2 separate regions of the Homo sapiens genome follow, and region 1 is linked to region 2. A link is an interaction called in ENCODE POLR2A ChIA-PET data of the cell type or tissue named here. Cell type or tissue: HepG2. All regions are shown on one strand. Each heading gives the region's core, and the rest is flanking DNA. Links, peaks and the distances in the headings are about the cores only.

Evidence for each region. Peaks named below come from ENCODE experiments on the same cell type or tissue, not always from the same donor. Only the 100,000 strongest peaks of a DNase experiment are listed, where the experiment ranks them.
Region 1: POLR2A ChIA-PET joins it to region 2 with 8 read pairs; 11 of 35 experiments call an interaction of 5 or more read pairs at or near these places.

Annotation. Positions count from the first base shown.
Region 1 is chr1:21,356,569-21,364,851 of GRCh38, forward strand. No RefSeq gene overlaps it. Among named protein-coding and RNA genes, the nearest start is that of ECE1-AS1, 67 kb to the left of the region's middle. RefSeq lists an enhancer at 1-151. In HepG2, for the core only: no CTCF peak of the experiment used is centred there; no DNase peak of the experiment used is centred there.
Region 2 is chr1:21,266,385-21,274,693 of GRCh38, forward strand. ECE1 (endothelin converting enzyme 1) reads right to left here. Exons shown (of 19, transcript NM_001397.3): 4 at 6,315-6,527. LOC124903872 (a long non-coding RNA gene) reads left to right here. Exons shown (of 3, transcript XR_007065530.1): 3 at 464-867. Among named protein-coding and RNA genes, the nearest start is that of ECE1, 20 kb to the right of the region's middle. RefSeq lists enhancers at 3,852-4,146, 7,702-8,201. In HepG2, for the core only: CTCF peaks have their summits at 2,011 and 4,018 (motif pointing left); DNase peaks (open chromatin) are centred at 3,437, 3,987 and 5,387.

The DNA of each region.
Region 1 (8,283 bases), core at 284-8,283, 90 kb after region 2:
CTTTTAGGTCTCAGTCCAAATGTCACTGTCCGGAAAGGCCTTTCTTGTCGACCCTCTCTAAGGGGACTCTCCTTTTCTTCTCCCTCACTGCACCCACCTCATTTCCTTCATTGTACTTATCAGAATTTCTTTTTTCTTTCTTTCTTTCTTTTTTTTTTTTTTTTTTTTTGAGACGGAGTCTTGCTCTTGTTGCCCAGGCTGGAGTGCAATGGTACAATCTTGGCTCACTGCAACCTCCACCTCCTGGGTTCAAGTGATTCTCCTGCCTCAGCTTCCCGAGTAGCTGGGATTACAGGCACGTGCCACCATGCCTGGCTAATTTTTATTTTTAGTAGAGACTGGGTTTCACCATGTTGGCCAGGCTGGTCTCGAACACCTGACCTCAGGTGATTCACCCACCTCGGCCTCCCAAAGTGCTGGGATTACAGGTGTGAGCCACTACACCCAGCCACTTATCAGAATTCCTAATTCTACACTTAGTTTCTTCGTTACTTGTCTAGCTCTCCAATCAGATTACAAAGCAAATGTAGGGACTGTCCTTTTGTCATGTTGTCATGTCTCTCTCTCTTTGAGAGACAAGGTCTCACTCTGTCACCCAGGCTAGAGTGCAGTGGTGCAATCACAGCTCACTGCAGCCTCAAACTTCTGGGCTCAAGCGATCCTCCTACCTCAGCCTCCTGAGTAACTGGCACCACCACGCCTGGTTATTTTTTTTCTTTTTTTCTTTTTTTTTTTAGACAAGGTCTCGCTCTGTCATCTAGGCTGGAATGCAGTGACATAATTATAACTCAGCCTTGAGCTCCCAGGTCGACCTCACTGCCACCTCAACCTCCCAGACTCAAGTGATCCTCCCACCTCAGCCTTTCACACAGCTGGGACTACAGGTGCGTGCCACCATGCCCAGCTAATTTTTTTTTTCTATTTTTTGTAGAGATGGAGTCTCATTATATTGCCTAGTCTGGTCATGAACTCCTAGGCTCAAGTGATCCACCTGCCTTGGCCTCCAAAAGTGCTGGGATTACAGGCGTGAGCCACCACACCCAGACTTGGCTAATTTTTTAATTTTTAGTAAAGACGAGGACTCAGTGTGCTGCTCAGGCTTGTCTCTGTCTCCTGGCCTCAAGTGATCCTCCCTCCTTGGCCTCCCAAAGTGCTGGGATTATAGGCATGAGCCACTGCACCCGACTCGTTATGTCTCTTTATTGAGGTGTAACCTGCACACCATACCATTCATCCATGTTAAGTGTATAGTTCAATGATTTTTAGTAAATTCACAGAATTGTGCCATCATCACCACAAGCCAGTTTTAGAACACTCGCATTGCCGGCTGGCTCACCCCTGTAATCCCAGCACTTTGGGAGGCTGAGGCAGGCAAATCATGAGGTCAGGAGATCAAGACCATCCTGGCCAACACGGTGAAACCCCGTCTCTACTAAAAAAAAAAAAAAATACAAAAATTTAGCCGGACATGGTGGCGGGCGCCTGCAGTCCTAGCTACTCAGGAGGCTGAGGCAGGAGAATGGGGTGAACCCAGGAGGCGGAGGTTGCAGTGAGCTGAGATCGCGCCACTGCACTCCAACCTGAGTGACAGAGACTCCATCTCAAAAAAAAAAAAAAAAAAAGAACACTCGCATCGCCCCCTAAAGATCCCTCCTAGCCACTTGCAGGTAATCCCTGCTTTTGTCTTCATCCCCAGGCAGACACTGATCTGCTTTCTGTCTCTCTAGTTTTTCCTTTTCTAGAAATTTCACATAAATGGAGCCAGGTGCGGTGGCTCATGCCTGTAATCCCAGCACTTTGGGAGGCCAAGGCAGACAGATCATCCAAGGTTAGGAGTTTGAGACCAGCCTGGCAACATAGTGGGACCCTGTCTCTATAAAAAATTAGCCGGGCCGGGCGTGGTGGCTCACGCCTGTAATCCCAGCACTTTGGGAGGCCGAGGCGGGCGGATCAAGAGGTCAGGAGATCGAGACCGTCCTGGCTAACACGGTGAAACCCCATCTCTACTAAAAATACAAAAAATTAGCCGGGCGTGGTGGCGGGCGCCTGTAGTCCCAGCTACTCAGGAGGCTGAGGCGGGAGAATGGCATTAACCCGGGAGGCGGAGGTTGCAGTGAGCCGAGATCGCGCCACTGCACTCCAGCCTGGGCGACAGTGAGACTCCGTCTAAAAAAAAAAAAAAAAAAAAAAATTGGCTGGGGCAGTGGTGCATGCCTGCAGTTCCAGCTACTTAGGAGGTTGAGGTGAGAGGATTGCTTGAGCCCAGGAGGCCGAGGCTGCAGTGAGCCATGTTTGTACCACTGCACTGGCAATTAGTAAGGGCTGCAGGAGTCCACAGCTCAGAATCTGCTGAGAACAGGAGAAGGGACGGGAGAGGTGAGAGCGTAAGGATAGGCAAGATTTCCGGAGGCAAATGCTTGTCAGGAGGTAAGTGGAGCAGATTTGGGGGAAACAGGCCCTCCTACCCTACAGGTGGAAGGAAGAGTTGGTTCAAGAATTCTCAGGACAGTTGGTCTTAAAAACATATCACTTTTCACCCAGAAGTTCTACTTAGGAATTCCTTTAATTATGGAAATAATTAAAAGTATGCATAAAAGTATAACTACAAAAATTTGCCCTCACAGACTAGATTATGATAGAAAAAAATAGAAACTCATTATGCCTATCATAATAACGTTGAGTAATTTTTGGCAGAATCTCCACAGCCATTAAAATATATTGATGTCATTTATTTATTGAAATGGAAAAATGTGCTGGGCTAGGTGGCACACGCCTGTAATCCTGGCACTTTGGGAGGCCAAGGTGGGCGGATCACTGGAGGTCAGGAGTTCGAGAACAGCCTGGCCAACATGGGGAAACCCTGGCTCTACTAAAAATAGAAAAAAAATAGCCGGGCATTGCATGGGCAACTGTAATCCCAGCTACTTGGGAGGCTGAGGCAGGAGAACCGCTTGAGCCCGAGATGCGGAGATTGCAGTGAGCCGAGATCGCACCACTGCACTCCAGCCCAGCAACAGAGTGGGACTCAGTCTCAAAAAAAAAAAAAAAAAGAAAAAAGAAATGGAAAGTTCATGATTTGTGGTTGAATTAAGCAAAAGGATAATTTTTATATTGCATGTGCCATACAACTTAGCAATTCTATCTTAGGTCTTTATCTCAGAAAAATTTGTATTCTTGTGTTTAATACATATGAAGATTTGTAATCAGGTGCAGTGGCTGAGTTTGAGACCAGCCTGGGCAACATAGTGAGACCCCGTCTCTACCAAAAGTAAATTAGTCAGATGTGATGTTGTGCACTTGTAGATCCAGCTACTCAGGAGTCTGAGACAGGAGGACCAGAGGTTGAAGCTGCAGTGAGCCATATTCGCACCACTGCACTCCAGCCTGGGTGACAGAGCAAGACCCTGTCTCACACACACAAATAAAGACTTGTGCCAGAATGTTGTGTAGCACAGTTTGCAAAAGCAAAAGGAATGAACTAGGATGAATGAATGAACACAGATGAATGTGAACACACCTCTACAACATAATGTCAAACCCAAATACCAACTAGCAAAAGGATATGTGTGGAACCATGCCATTTATTTGAAGCGTAACCATATCAAGTGCATGAATAAGAATGATAAACCCCAAATTTGTGAGAGATTTACTCTGGGGAGGAATACAGCAGAAGGATTGCAAAGGGGCACCCAGGGGGCTTCAACCGTATCTGTTAGTTTTTATTTAAAAAAAAAAAAAAGCTGGACACGGTGGCTCACACCTGTAATCCCAGCACTTTGGGAGGCCGAGGCGGGCAGATCACAAGGTCAGAAGATCGAGACCATCCTGGCTAACAAGGTGAAACTCCGTCTCTACTAAAAATACAAAAAATTAGCCGGGCGTGGTGGCTGATGCCTGTAGTCCCAGGTACTTGGGAGGCTGAGGCAGGAGAATGGCCTGAACCCGGCAGGAGGAACTTGCAGTGAGCTGAGATTGTGCCACTGCACTCCAGCCTGGGCGACAGAGTGAGACTCCATCTCAAAAAAAAAAAAAAAAAAAAAAAAAAACAGCCGAAGCAAATATGCTAAAAATGTTAGGATTTGTCAAAACTTGTTTATGAGTATGAGTGTATGTTATAGTAGTCTCTGGATTTTTGTTTGCTTACAATACTTCATCTGAAAAACAGCTTTCATTGTTTCTTGTTAATATAAACGAATGAACGGAAAAACTGTAATTTAAAGAGTGTATAGCAAGGCCAGGTGCAGTGGCTCACACCTGTAATCCCAGCACTTTGGGAGGGCGAGGCGAGTGGATCACCTGAGGTCAGGAGTTTGAGACCAGCCTGGCCGACATGGTGAAACCCCATCTCTAATAAAAATACAAAAAGTAGCTGGGCATGGTGGCGTGCACCTGTAATCCCAGGTACTTGAGAGGCTGAGACAGGAGAATCGATTGAACCGGGGAGGCAGAGGTTGCAGTGAGCTGAGATTGCACCACTGCACTCCAGCCTGGGTAACAAGAGCAAAATTCCGTCTCAAAAAAAAAATAAATAAAAACAAAGAATATGTATCAAATAATCATGATGATTTCCATGTGATGAGATGACTGATTATATTTGTTTTCCTATTTACGTTTGCATATCTATATTTTCTGATTTTCCTGTGGTGAACATGTCTTACCTGTTCAATGTTTTAAAACCTAAAACAAAAAAGGCATATAGAAAAGCTGTAGAGGGGGCATTCCAGGCCAAGACGACAGCAGAGGCCAAGGCCTGGCTGTGGAGAAGCTGCCAGAACATGGGATATCAGACAGGAGAAGGATGGGAAGAAAAACTGCTGGAAAGGGGAGCTGGGGGCAAGGTGGTAGGTCTTGAGTGCCAGGCCGAGGAGCTGCAACTTGACCTTGAAGGCCATGGGGCCTCAAACTGGGGTCCATGGCCACTGGGGAGCCTCAAGCATACTCCCGGGAATCTGGTTCCAAGATTTTCATAATTTGGGGCCTTCATTTTAGTGATCGTCTCTAAACAGTGAGTACAAGCATATCCTGACTTCTCTGAATGACTCAGCCATAATCCAGAGCCACCAATGTAATTTCAGGGCCTGGATTGGTTTGTGCCTGGGGTCAGGTTGATGCCAGCTGCCCCACTTTGATTGTCTTGGGCAGATGAGGAAAGAAAGGAGCAGGTCTCAGCTTGGCCGGTTTATTCTCCAGCCCCATGAGCTCAGCGCTTGGGCCTGGGAGAATTCCAAGGGCCTGAAAGATGTTCCAATCTTGAAAAAAGAATTGTAATGACTCTACAGTACCAAAATCAATGACCAAAATAACACTTGCATGCACACACACACACACACGCACACCCTGCATGTGAAATCATTTCAGTTGTGAAAGTATAAAATTGAATAGAAATCATTTCAATTGCAAAAGTATACAAATGAATATTTTCATGGCAAAAAAAATTTGATGTGGAATGTGGGTGTGTTTTAATATGCTTGGTAAGGGGAGAAGTGGAGTCTCCAAAGGTAGGGATGCTGGAGGACTATGAAGTTCCTTAAAGCATAGAGGGGTGGATAGAATCCCAGCAAAGAAGGCCAAATGGCGAACTGCTGTGCTCACCCCCTTAGTGGTTCCCCTTCACCCAAACTGGAAAAGAACTGGGCAAATTGAATCAGCATACGCAGCAGTGCAGGAGTGCCAAGGGAAAAACAAAGGCCAGGCAGCAAACAGCACGCTGGCACAGCCTGCAAAACACTCATCATTCAAAGGATGTGATTTTGATTCTGCAAAGTGATGTCATCCAGCACATTCAATGGATGTTGTTTATCTAAATTTGTGGCCATATTTGTATTTAATCTGGTCTTATGGCAGTGTAGAGTCCTGAAGAGTTTGTACCTAGTTTTATGTTTTAAGGAACAGTATAATCAAAATAATTAGAATCAGCACTGTCTGGCCAGAAGAACCTTCATCCTTTTGGAGAGCCTGTTTGTAAATCATTCATTTGGGAAGTGCTGCTAGGGACTGGGGGACTGCTGAGGGGCTGTGGGTGGGGTTGCGGGGGTGGGACATGAACTTGATTGCATGTTCTGGATGACCAGTAGCCAGAGTGAGGCTGGTGTGAGGCTTGAACGCCTGAGGACAGGGATGGGCATCTTATTCAGGCCCTCATAGTGCCAAGGGTAAGACCTCAGATGCCGTAAGAACTTAACAAAGACTGGCCACCACCATGGAATTTCCCATCAGAGCGTCCTGCTTCTCCAGGCTGCGGGCAGAGATGTATCTGTCTTGGTCCTGGTGAATCCAGTGGGTCAACTTGGCACATGGAGGCCTCGATGCATTTTTTTTTTCTTTTGGAGATGGAGTCTCACTCTGTCACCCAGGCTGGAGTGCAGTGGTGCAACCTCGGCTCACTGCAACCTCCACCTCCTGGGTTCAAGTGATTCTTGTGCCTCAGCCTCCCGAGTAGCTGGGACTGCAAGAGTGCACCACCACACCCGGTTAATTTTTTTTTTTTCTGTATTTTAGTAGAGATGGGGTTTCACCATGTTGTCCAGGTTGGTCTCCAACTGCAGAGCTCAGGCAATCCACCCACCTCAGCCTCCCAAAATGCTGGGATTACAGGCGTGAGCCACTGCACCCAGCCCTTCAAGGCATATTTGTAAATAAGAGAGGTCAGAAGGAGGAAGATGCCTCTCTTTCCTGCATTTCTCTCATCCAATCCACCAGCACATCGTTTTGCTCGATCTCCAGAGTGCACCCAGCCCCAGCCCCAGCCCCTCCACCACGGCCTCCAGCATTCTCACCTGGACCGTGTGGATGGCCTTACCAGTCTCCTGGCTCTGCCTCCTCCACACGCAGCAAGAAGGAGATGTTTTTTGTTTTTTTTTTGAGACGGAGTCTCACTCTGTCGCCCAGGCTGGAGTGCAGTGGCACGATCTCGGCTCACTGTAAGCTCTGCCTCCCGAGTTCACACCATTCTGCTGCCTCAGCCTCCCGAGTAGCTGGGACTACAGGCTCCCGCCACCACGCCCGGCTAATTTTTTGTATTTTTTTTTAAGTAGAGATGGGGTTTCACCATGTTAGCCAGGATGGTCTCGATCTCCTGACCTCATGATCCACCCGCCTCGGCCTCCCAAAGTGCTGGGATTATAGGCGTGAGCCACTGCACCTGGCCTCCGTGTCTTTTCATAGTTTGATAGCTCATTTTTTTTTTTTTAGCACTGGAAAACATTCTCTTGTCATTGTCTGGATGTACCACAGTTTCTTTACCCATTTATCTGCTGAAGGACATCTTGGATGCTTCCAAGTTTTGGCAATTGTGAATAAAGCTGCTAGAAGCACCTGTGTGCAGGCTTTTGTGTGGACACAAGTTTTCAGTTCTTTTAGGTAAATACCAGCGACTGCGATTGTTGGATCATACGTTAAGAGTATGTTTGTTTTGTAAGAGACTATCATACTGTATTCCAAAGAGGCTGTACCGTTTCGCATTCCCATCAGCAACGAATGAGCATTCCCGTTGTTTTTCATCCTCCCCAGCATTTGGTGCTATCAGTATTCTTGATTTTGGCCATTCTAATAGGTATATCAGGAAGGAGATTTTTAAAGTGCGAATATTCTGCCCTCAAAATTTTAGTGGCTTTCTGTCAAGCTTAAAATTAAATTCAAATTATATATATATATATATATATATATATATATATATATATATATATATATATTTTTTTTTTTTTTTTTTTTTTTTTTTTTTTTTTTTGAGGCAGAGCCTCACTCTGTTGCCCAGGCTGGAGTGCAGTGGTGCCATCGTGGCTCACTGCAACCTCCACCTCCCATGTTCAAGTGATTCTCTTGCCTCAGCCTCTTGAGTAGCTGGGATTACAGACACCCACCACCATGCCTGGTGAATTTTTGTATTTTTAGTAGAGATGAGGTTTCACCATGTTGGCCAGCTTGATCTCGAACTCCTGACCTCAAGTGATCCACCCACCTCGGCCTCCCAAAGTGCTGGGATTACAGGCATGAGCCACCGTGCCCGGCCTAAATTCAAATTATTTATGGTAGCTTTCAAAGGCCCATGAGATCTACCTCTACCAGCCTCTGCCACATCCTCTCCCCCACTCTGCTCTGTGTTCACTAAGCTCCGGCTGCCTGGATGTTCCTGGAACACAGGAGTCATCGGGTTTCAGGGCCTTTGCCCTTGCTGCTCCTTGTACCTGGGATGCTCTTCCTCCATGGCTCAGCAGGTGGCTCTTCCTGACCTGTGAAGTTTCATCACAATGTCACCTCCCCAGAGGGACCCTTTCCCCTGACCCC
Region 2 (8,309 bases), core at 1-8,000:
ACAGGCCTCAGGAGCCCCATCCTGTGCTGGGGGGAAGGGGTGCTGATAAAGGAGACGCCTTGCTCTGCAGAACAAAAATAATTCCACCACTGCCACCGCTCACAGCATCTACAGCAGGCCCTGTGCTGCTGTCACAACCTCACCCTGGTCCCCTGAGGCGGATATCACCATCCCATTTCAGAGACAAGGAAAATGAGGCCCAGGTGCGTGAAGAAACTGGCCTATCAAGGCAGAGCTAGCGGGTAGCATGCTGGACTTCTAAGCCTTCCTGAGAAAGTGAACTGCTTCCTCTGAGATGGGCATAGGCATGGCTGTGTGTGCATCTTGTCCTGACCATTCCACAGTGGCTGTTATCACACTCCATTTACAAGTAAGAGGTTGGGTAACTCGTCCTAGGTCGCAAAAGTGGCTGTGGCCAGGACTGGAGCCTAAGCCTTTTCTGCTTCCCTGTCCTTTCCTGCAGGTTGGCTCAGAAAACCGGAGGTGAAGCTGAAGCAGCCCAGCTGGCCCTAAGAAGCCCTGGACGCTCCCTCCCATCCTCACATCGTTGAGTCAATGCTATTATTTGAATGTCTGTGTCCCCTCCAAAATTCATGTTGGAACTTAATCCTTAAGGAGCAGTTTTAAGAGATGGGGCCTTTAGGTCATGAGGGCTCTGCTCTATGAATGGATTAGTGTCTTATAAAAGGGCTTGAGGGGGCCAGTTCCCCCCTCTTCAGTCCCATATGCCATGTGAAGACACAGTTCATGGTGCCATCTTGGAAGCAGAGAGCAACCCTTAACAGACACTGAACAAGCCCGTGCCTTGATCTTGGACTTCACAGCGTCCAGAACAGTGAGAAATAAATTTCTGTTGTTTACAAATTATCCAGTGTATTAGTCTGTTTTCCCACTGTTGATACAGACATACCCAAGACTGGGCAATTTACAAAAGAAAGAGGTTTAATGGACTTCCAGTTCCACGTGGCTGGGGAGGCCTCACCATCGTGGTGGAAGGCAAGGAGGAGCAAGTCACGTCTTACATGGGTGGCAACAGGCAAAGAGAGAGAGAGGCTGTGCAGGAGAACTCCCATTTTTAAAACCATAAGATCTTGTGAGACTTATTCACTATCACAAGAACAGCACGGGAAAGAGCCGCCCCCGTGATTCAATGACCTCCCACTGGGTCCTTGCCACAAAATGTGGGAATTGAGGGAGCTACAATTCAGGATGAGATTTGGGTGGGGACACAGCCAAACCATATCATCCAGTCTGTGGTATTTTGTTACAATAGCACAAACAGACTAAGAATCAATCAATCCACGTAACCATTCCCCAAACAGGAAGGCAGCACCCACTCCTGTAGACACCATACTGGATAGAAAGCATTCATGATGCAGATGCTGTCCATAGATGGCTTCCTTCCAATATGCGCAGGAAGATGAAACTCAATTAGACAGCAGGTATTAGGAAAATATGTCAAAATAAAAATACGAGCGATGTCACAGGGTGACATGATTAATTGCCACATCACCGACATGGACACGTTTAACGCTATTGGAATATTGTATGTCTATCTCCCAGGGAGACTGGAAGGCAGACTGCTAGTTTTTTCTTTATGGAATCTGTGTTGCTTGAATTGTCACAATGAGCACGCATTGATTTTTTTGTATGCGTTCATCTTACAGTATAAAATACAGTAAAGCAAACAGGACAGGTGCACACAGTGTACTTGTAGCTCAAGCCTAGAGAGGCCCTTTGGTAGCCACAGAAGACAATGGAGGCAGCAGGTTTGAGAAAAGTCTCGGAGGCTTTGGAGGGGGTGGTGTAGGCTCTCTAGCTGGTAGAATAATCTGAGCTACAAGCACAGTTGGAAAGTCCAAGGCAGGGCCAAGTCTAAGGGCTGAAGGGCCTGGCTGCTTCCTTCCTCTGATGAAGTGAGGCCACCCACTCTCATCTCCCCAAAACCTACAAGGACAGCCCATGCTGGCCACTTGGGGGAGTGGCAGAGTGAGGTGCGAGGCATCTGTGTGTCCTGCAGCTGAGGTCAGCATCCCCAGCTGGCAGACTGCCAGGTCATGCCACAGTGGCACCTGGCCTAGTTCGGCCCACCTGCTACAGAACTGCCTGGATTGCCTCTGAGGAGCCTAGCATGAATTCACCTGGCAGAGAAATGCATGGCTTGCCCAAGGTCACACAAGCAGATGGTAATAACTATCTTGCCGGATCGGCTGACACAATCCACACTGGCACTCTAAATGTCCCTTCTCCCCTCTCCGCCTAGAGGGAAGCCCTCGCCTCAGCAGGTCAGAGTGGCCTGGGCACCTCCGGCTTGTTCCCGTGCCCATCAGCTCTGGCTCCCTTCCGACGCCTGTTGGCTGACCCCTTTGTCTTGGAGACGCTGAACCCAGCCTGGCCTTAAGCCCAAGAATGCACTGGCCCACACTCCTGCATTTTTTTGTCACCCACTCACCTGCCATCTGCCTCTTCAGGAGTTTCCATGTATCAAAGTCCCAGGTATCAAGCCCACAGGTGAGGGGCCATTTCCAGACTAGTTCCGAGGACTGAGCCTTGAGGGAGAGGACCCCAGGATATGTCTTCCGGGGAAGCCCCTAGTCAGTATGACATGGGGGTGACCCCAGCTCCTGTGTTCACTGGACCTGGGCTGGGGCTTGGCTGGCCTGGGCTGAGAACTCTGTGGAGCAGCCGCTGGGGAAAGGAGGCAGGCGAACCACACTTCTCGGCTGCTCTCCCTGCCAGCAGTGCCGACCCAGGGCCTCTCCCTGCTGAATCTGACAGTAGAGTGAGTAGAGAAAGAATACAGGCTTTGAGGTCCCACAGCTCTGGGTCTAATCCCAGCCTCACCATTTCCTAGGAAATACATTTCCTTCATATTCATGAGTCTCATCTGTAAAATGTGCAAATGCAGCCTACTCCATGAGTTTACTATGAGAATTCAATGAAATAATACAAGTGAGATGCTCAGTGTGTCATAGCTGTATTCTGCACCTCCTTCCTGACAACTGGGTCCACATACCAGCGCTTCTCTAATAAATAAGAAATAATGACTTTGTTCTTTGCCCACCCAATTAACCCTTAGAGCATCCCTACTAATGAGCTGAGTTTCAGTTAGTTCCCACTTTATAGGTGATGAGCCGAGGACCTAAAAATCTGGGTGACCTCTCTGCAGTCATACAGCTTGTTTGTAAGAAGTCTGGGTTGGAACTCACCTACCACCACCAAGGAGGGCAGCTGTGCTTTGACGAGCACCTACTAGGTGCCAGGCTAGTATTCCGATGTATTCCAGTGCTCAGCACTTTGAACCATCCCAGGCAAGTCAATACTCACAGTAACTGTATGTGTTAGGAGGCATCATTATCCCTACTGTACAGATAATGAAACTAAGTGGGAGAGAAGCCAGGTCACTTGTCCAAGGCCACACGAGTGATAAGCAGCTAGCACACCAGGACTGCTTGACTTCAGAACTCTGCGGTCTGGCCTCCTGGTATCACCAGACCTTGGCCTCGGGGTCAGGGTTGAATGCATGATTTTGGGTTGTTCCATGGCCCATTGGATGCAGCTCCCCACCCACGGCTTGATTGTCAGGAACAGTGGGGATGGACTCAATCTTGGCTCAGACCTAAGGTTCTCCCAGTGAGAACCAGCCCCAGAACCAGTCAGACCAGAACCCACACAATGCACAAGAGCCCATTCTGGGCCTCACTGGGAAGCTAGAGGGCCTGTCCACTGTCCTGCCCCATCCCCTCTAAATGCTAACTGCTCCCCAGAGAGTGAGCCCCTCACCATTTTGGACTGGTGGTATATCCTTGACAAAGTCACTTAACCTCTGGGAGCCTCAGTTGCTGCATCTATAAAATGGGAACAACAATTCCGAAGTCTGGGGTTGTGAGGATTAAGGAAGCAGTGGCTCTAAAGAGCATGGTACAGTGCACAGCGCACGGCGGACATCCGTGTCTCTCCTTCCTTCAGGCCCTCAGGCTCTGCGCCCCCTGCAGGTTCTTGCAGGCACTGCGGAAAGGGAGCTAATGTCTGTCCCTTGTACCTGAAGGAGGTGGTGTGGGACAGAGGAAAGGGCACAAGACCAGGCATCAAGCAAGTCTCAGCTCTGCCACTCACTAGCCTATCATGAGGACCTCTCCGGATCTCGCTTTCCTCATCTACCAACAGAGTGAGCAACACCTTCCCAGCTTCCACCCTGCAGGATCAAGTGGGATGGTGTCTACAAAACAGCTCTGTAACCTGTCAAATGCTGTGCAAAGGTCAAGGGTGAATAACAGTAGCATCAATACAAACAGCAGCCACCACAACATGCCAAGCCTAGGCATGGTTTAAATACATTTAAATGTATTTCCCATTTAATTTTCAAAATTCAGAGGAGGCATGGTTCCCACTGTACTCATGAGAAAACAAGCCAGGGAGGTGATGTAATTGACCCAAGACCTCATAGTAAGTGGCAGAGTCCAGATTCGAACCCAGGTCCTGGTGAGTCTGAAGCAGAGGAACCGACCCACCTTGTTATACTACCTGGACTATGGGCCCTGCCAAGCCCCCAGCTGTGATGTTAGGCACTGGAGAAGGGTCGTCCTTGAGTTCCAGTCTTGCAATGATAGACATATTTGCCTTTTAAGTGTCTGGTTCTAAAATGAAAAGCTGCATGCCCTTTCAAAGGCACTTTGGTGGCATAAGGCAGGCAGGGGGACATCTCAGACTGGGGCTTTGCTGCTTCGGACATACTGAGCTTCAACCCTACCTCCATACACACCACCCTGCTCATCCTCAGGAAGTTAGGCTGAAGGCAGCTGCTGCTGCTGCTTCAGGAGCTGTCGGAGGCCAGGAGAAAGGGTGGGTGTGTTTTACCTAGCGGCGGCTCTGCTCTGTGGGGCTGGGGCAGGAAAGAAAGGAAAGGTCTCCTTCACCTGGTTTGCCTACTTTCCCTGTAATCTAAAAGACCCAGTTGCCTTAAATTGTTAATTGTCCATTTAGAATCATTTCCTGTCTCTTAAGATTCGTGTCCCTTTAAGAAGATCTGTCCCCTTTTGGGTATCTTCTATTGTACCTGCCTTTGAATATCTTAAAGTTTTTTAAAACAATCAGTATTTGTCGGATCTAGGTTCTGTTGTTGATGGATAAATTGACTGACTTTTCAGAATGCAGCCTCTCCCAGCATTTAGGGTCCCAGGATGGAGCAGGGGACAGCAGCAGAGGGAGACAGCCATGGTCCCAGCTGTGGGAGGGTTAAGGTGGGCAGCTTTATGGTACAGCACAGGTGTCATGATTTCACACTGGGGGAGGAGCCCAGTGGGCAGACGGGAATCCAACAAACATTAACTAAGGATACAGCTGCAAACAAGACAACGTGGAGCTCTAATCTGAGGAAAAACCATCAACACAGGGGTGAACTAGAGGTGCCCAAGGCCTAGTGAAGTGCAAAGAGAACTCTGACCAGAGGGCTTATCGTGCAAGCCCGATCACCGTGAGGCTAAGGATGATTCCCGCCTACACTGAATAACTAATCCTCTGATAAGCTGTTGTTAGAACTTTCATTGGATCACAACCTTAGAATCTGATCTAGTGTGTTCAGTCTCGATCCCTTTTGCTCATAACTTTCAAAACTCACAGTCAATACTAGTCAAAAGCTACGCCAAGCTTGAAGCCACAAAAGTAACGACCACAGCCACCAGTTCTTGTGTACACCCTACATGCCACACACACCATGCTAATGCTTTACACATGTGCTCTCTAGTTCTCAAAACTCTGTACCTTGGGTCTTATTAGTCTCATTTTACAGATGAAGAAACTGAGGTTCAGAGATATGTGACTTACTCAGGATCATACAATGAGTGAGGGCAGACATTCTAACCCAGCTTCACCTACTCCCAAGTCTATGGTCTTCCATTCTGCCAGGCTCCTCTTTTCTTGTTTTTTAGACAAGAGTCTCACTCTGTTGCCCAGGCTGGAGTGCAGTGGCGCGATCTCGGCTCACTGCAACCTCTGCCTCCCAGTTTCAAGCGATTCTCCTGCCTCAGCCTCCCGAGTAGTTGGGACTACAGGCGCACGCCACCATGCCTAGCTAATTTTTGTATTTTTAGTAGAGACAGGGTTTTGCCATGTTGGCCAGGCTGGTCTTGAACTCCTGGCCTCAAGTGATCCACCCACCTTGACCTCTCAAAGTGCTGGGATTACAGGTGTGAGCCACCGTGCCCGGCCCATTCTGCCAAGCTCCTCCTTTAAGCAGGCGCAGCTGGGAAGCTGGCTGGGCCAGCTGACAGCTCCCCGCTGTGGCCCATTTATTGGTCTCCATGCTGGATGCTTACCGAGGAGGTGCTTGATGATTGCTTGGTTGTGTTCCCAGAGGTTGCTGAAGGTCCCCCAGCGTGAGTGGCCATCAGGGACTGGGTTGGCCTTGATCCAGCCCCCACAGGCGTAGCTGAAGAAGTCATGGCAGGGGTCCACTGTGGGGTCCATGGAGCTCAAGATGGAGCTGGTCACTGAGACACAAGCTTCGCTCAGGCACACAGAGGGGGATCCTGGAAGGGTTAAGGACAAGAGGCCAGTGAAGGGCAGGCAGGGAAGAAGCAGGGAGGGCAGAGAAGGGGGCTTGGGGCCCAGGGGCCACATGTCCCACCCTGGCCCTGACCACACAGATTTGGAACTGGACGGTCACTAGACCCCTACAGAGAAATGATTTCCGCTTATAACACAAGACTTCTACTCAGCTGTCTAAAATCCTTCCTGTGGCTAAAAGGTACCCAGAACCCAGGTGTTTCTCTTAATCAACCTTCTCCTCCATAAATATTCATTGACTCTTTATTATTCCTTGATGCTCAACAAATTTATTCATTCACGCATGCATTCATTTATTCAGCAAGATAATGACTACCTTCCAGGTTCTCTGCTGAGTATGGAGTGCGTGTGTGTGCATGTGTGCACCTGCGTGAAAGTGTGTGCCCGTGCGTGTGTGCGTGTGTGTGTGTGTGTGTGTGTGTGTGTGTGTGTGTAGGGTACTGGGGTATTGGGCATAAAAAGGCAGAGTCCTTTAATCCAAGAGCTAACAATTCAGTTGGGGATATACACATAAATCAAAATGGAACAGTAGGAGAAATGTCTGTCCTCCTTTCTACAAAAATAAACTGAACATTTACTATGTGCCAAAAGGGTGATGTAGACAGTATGGATGACAGGACATAGGAAGGAGGAAAGCCTATTAGAAATAGAAGGAGGAAATAGGAAAAATCACTCCTACGTACAAGCAGGAGAGTGAGTGACCTCAGGGAATCCTCAAAAACCCAAAGGCTACGCCAGGTGCCGTGGCTCACGCCTGTAATCCCAGCACTTTGGGAGGCCGACTTAATCACAGCTACTTGGGAGGCAGAGGCAGAAGAATCGTTTGAACCCGGGAGATGGAGGTTACAGTGAGCCAAGATCGAGCCATTGCACTCAATCCTGGGGGATAAGAGCGAGGAGACTGGTTTGCCAGAGGCAAGAGGAAAGGGCCAGAGCCCTGCCTCAAGGTTGGCGGCTGAGCTCTCCCAAAGGACCCAAAGCCTGGGTGGCCTACGCAGAGGCCTGGCCTGAGGCAGCAACATGAAGCTGACTGTGCAGGATCGAGAATCACAGGCCCAGCCCCATCGTCCGTTTACCCAGGCTGTGCTGATGACCAAAGGGACTTTACTGAACGTGGCCGTGTACTGGGCACTTTGCACACATTCAGGATCTCATTTAACTCATTACAAGTCATCAGATGCAGGCATCATGTCCCTAGTTAAAGAGGAAACTGAGGGAGTGAACGGAACAAGGTCGCCCAGCTATGTGGGAGGGCGGAGAGCTGAGAGCTGGGCCCAGGCCTGTCTTGGTCCAGCCATGCCAAGGCTGTGTTTTTCTGCTTTCCTTCCCCACCTCTCTGCCAGTCACACGAGGGGCTGGTGCAGCCTGACTGCTGAGATCCGTTTCCCCACCACACAGGGAGGCAGTGAGGCAGGGTGGGCTTTGGAGGCCACTAGACCTGGGTTCAAATCCAGCTTTCTACGTTTGCCAGTGGGGCTTTGGGCAAGTGACCTCATCGCTCCATGCCTCAGTTTATCCATCTAAAAGTTAGGAAGAAAGGTAGGACCAATTTCACAGATTTCACAGTGATGATGGCCATGGCTGGGCACGGGGGCTCAGCTTCCTCAAGTCTCAGGGTCTGAAGTTTCAGGCCAGTCTTTAGAGAGCAGCAAAGAACGCACGAGCTAGTATGGGCAGTGTTCCCCTCACTCAGGAACATAAGGCCAGTGGGCAGAGGTTCATTTGTGGAATTAGTAACATTTGAT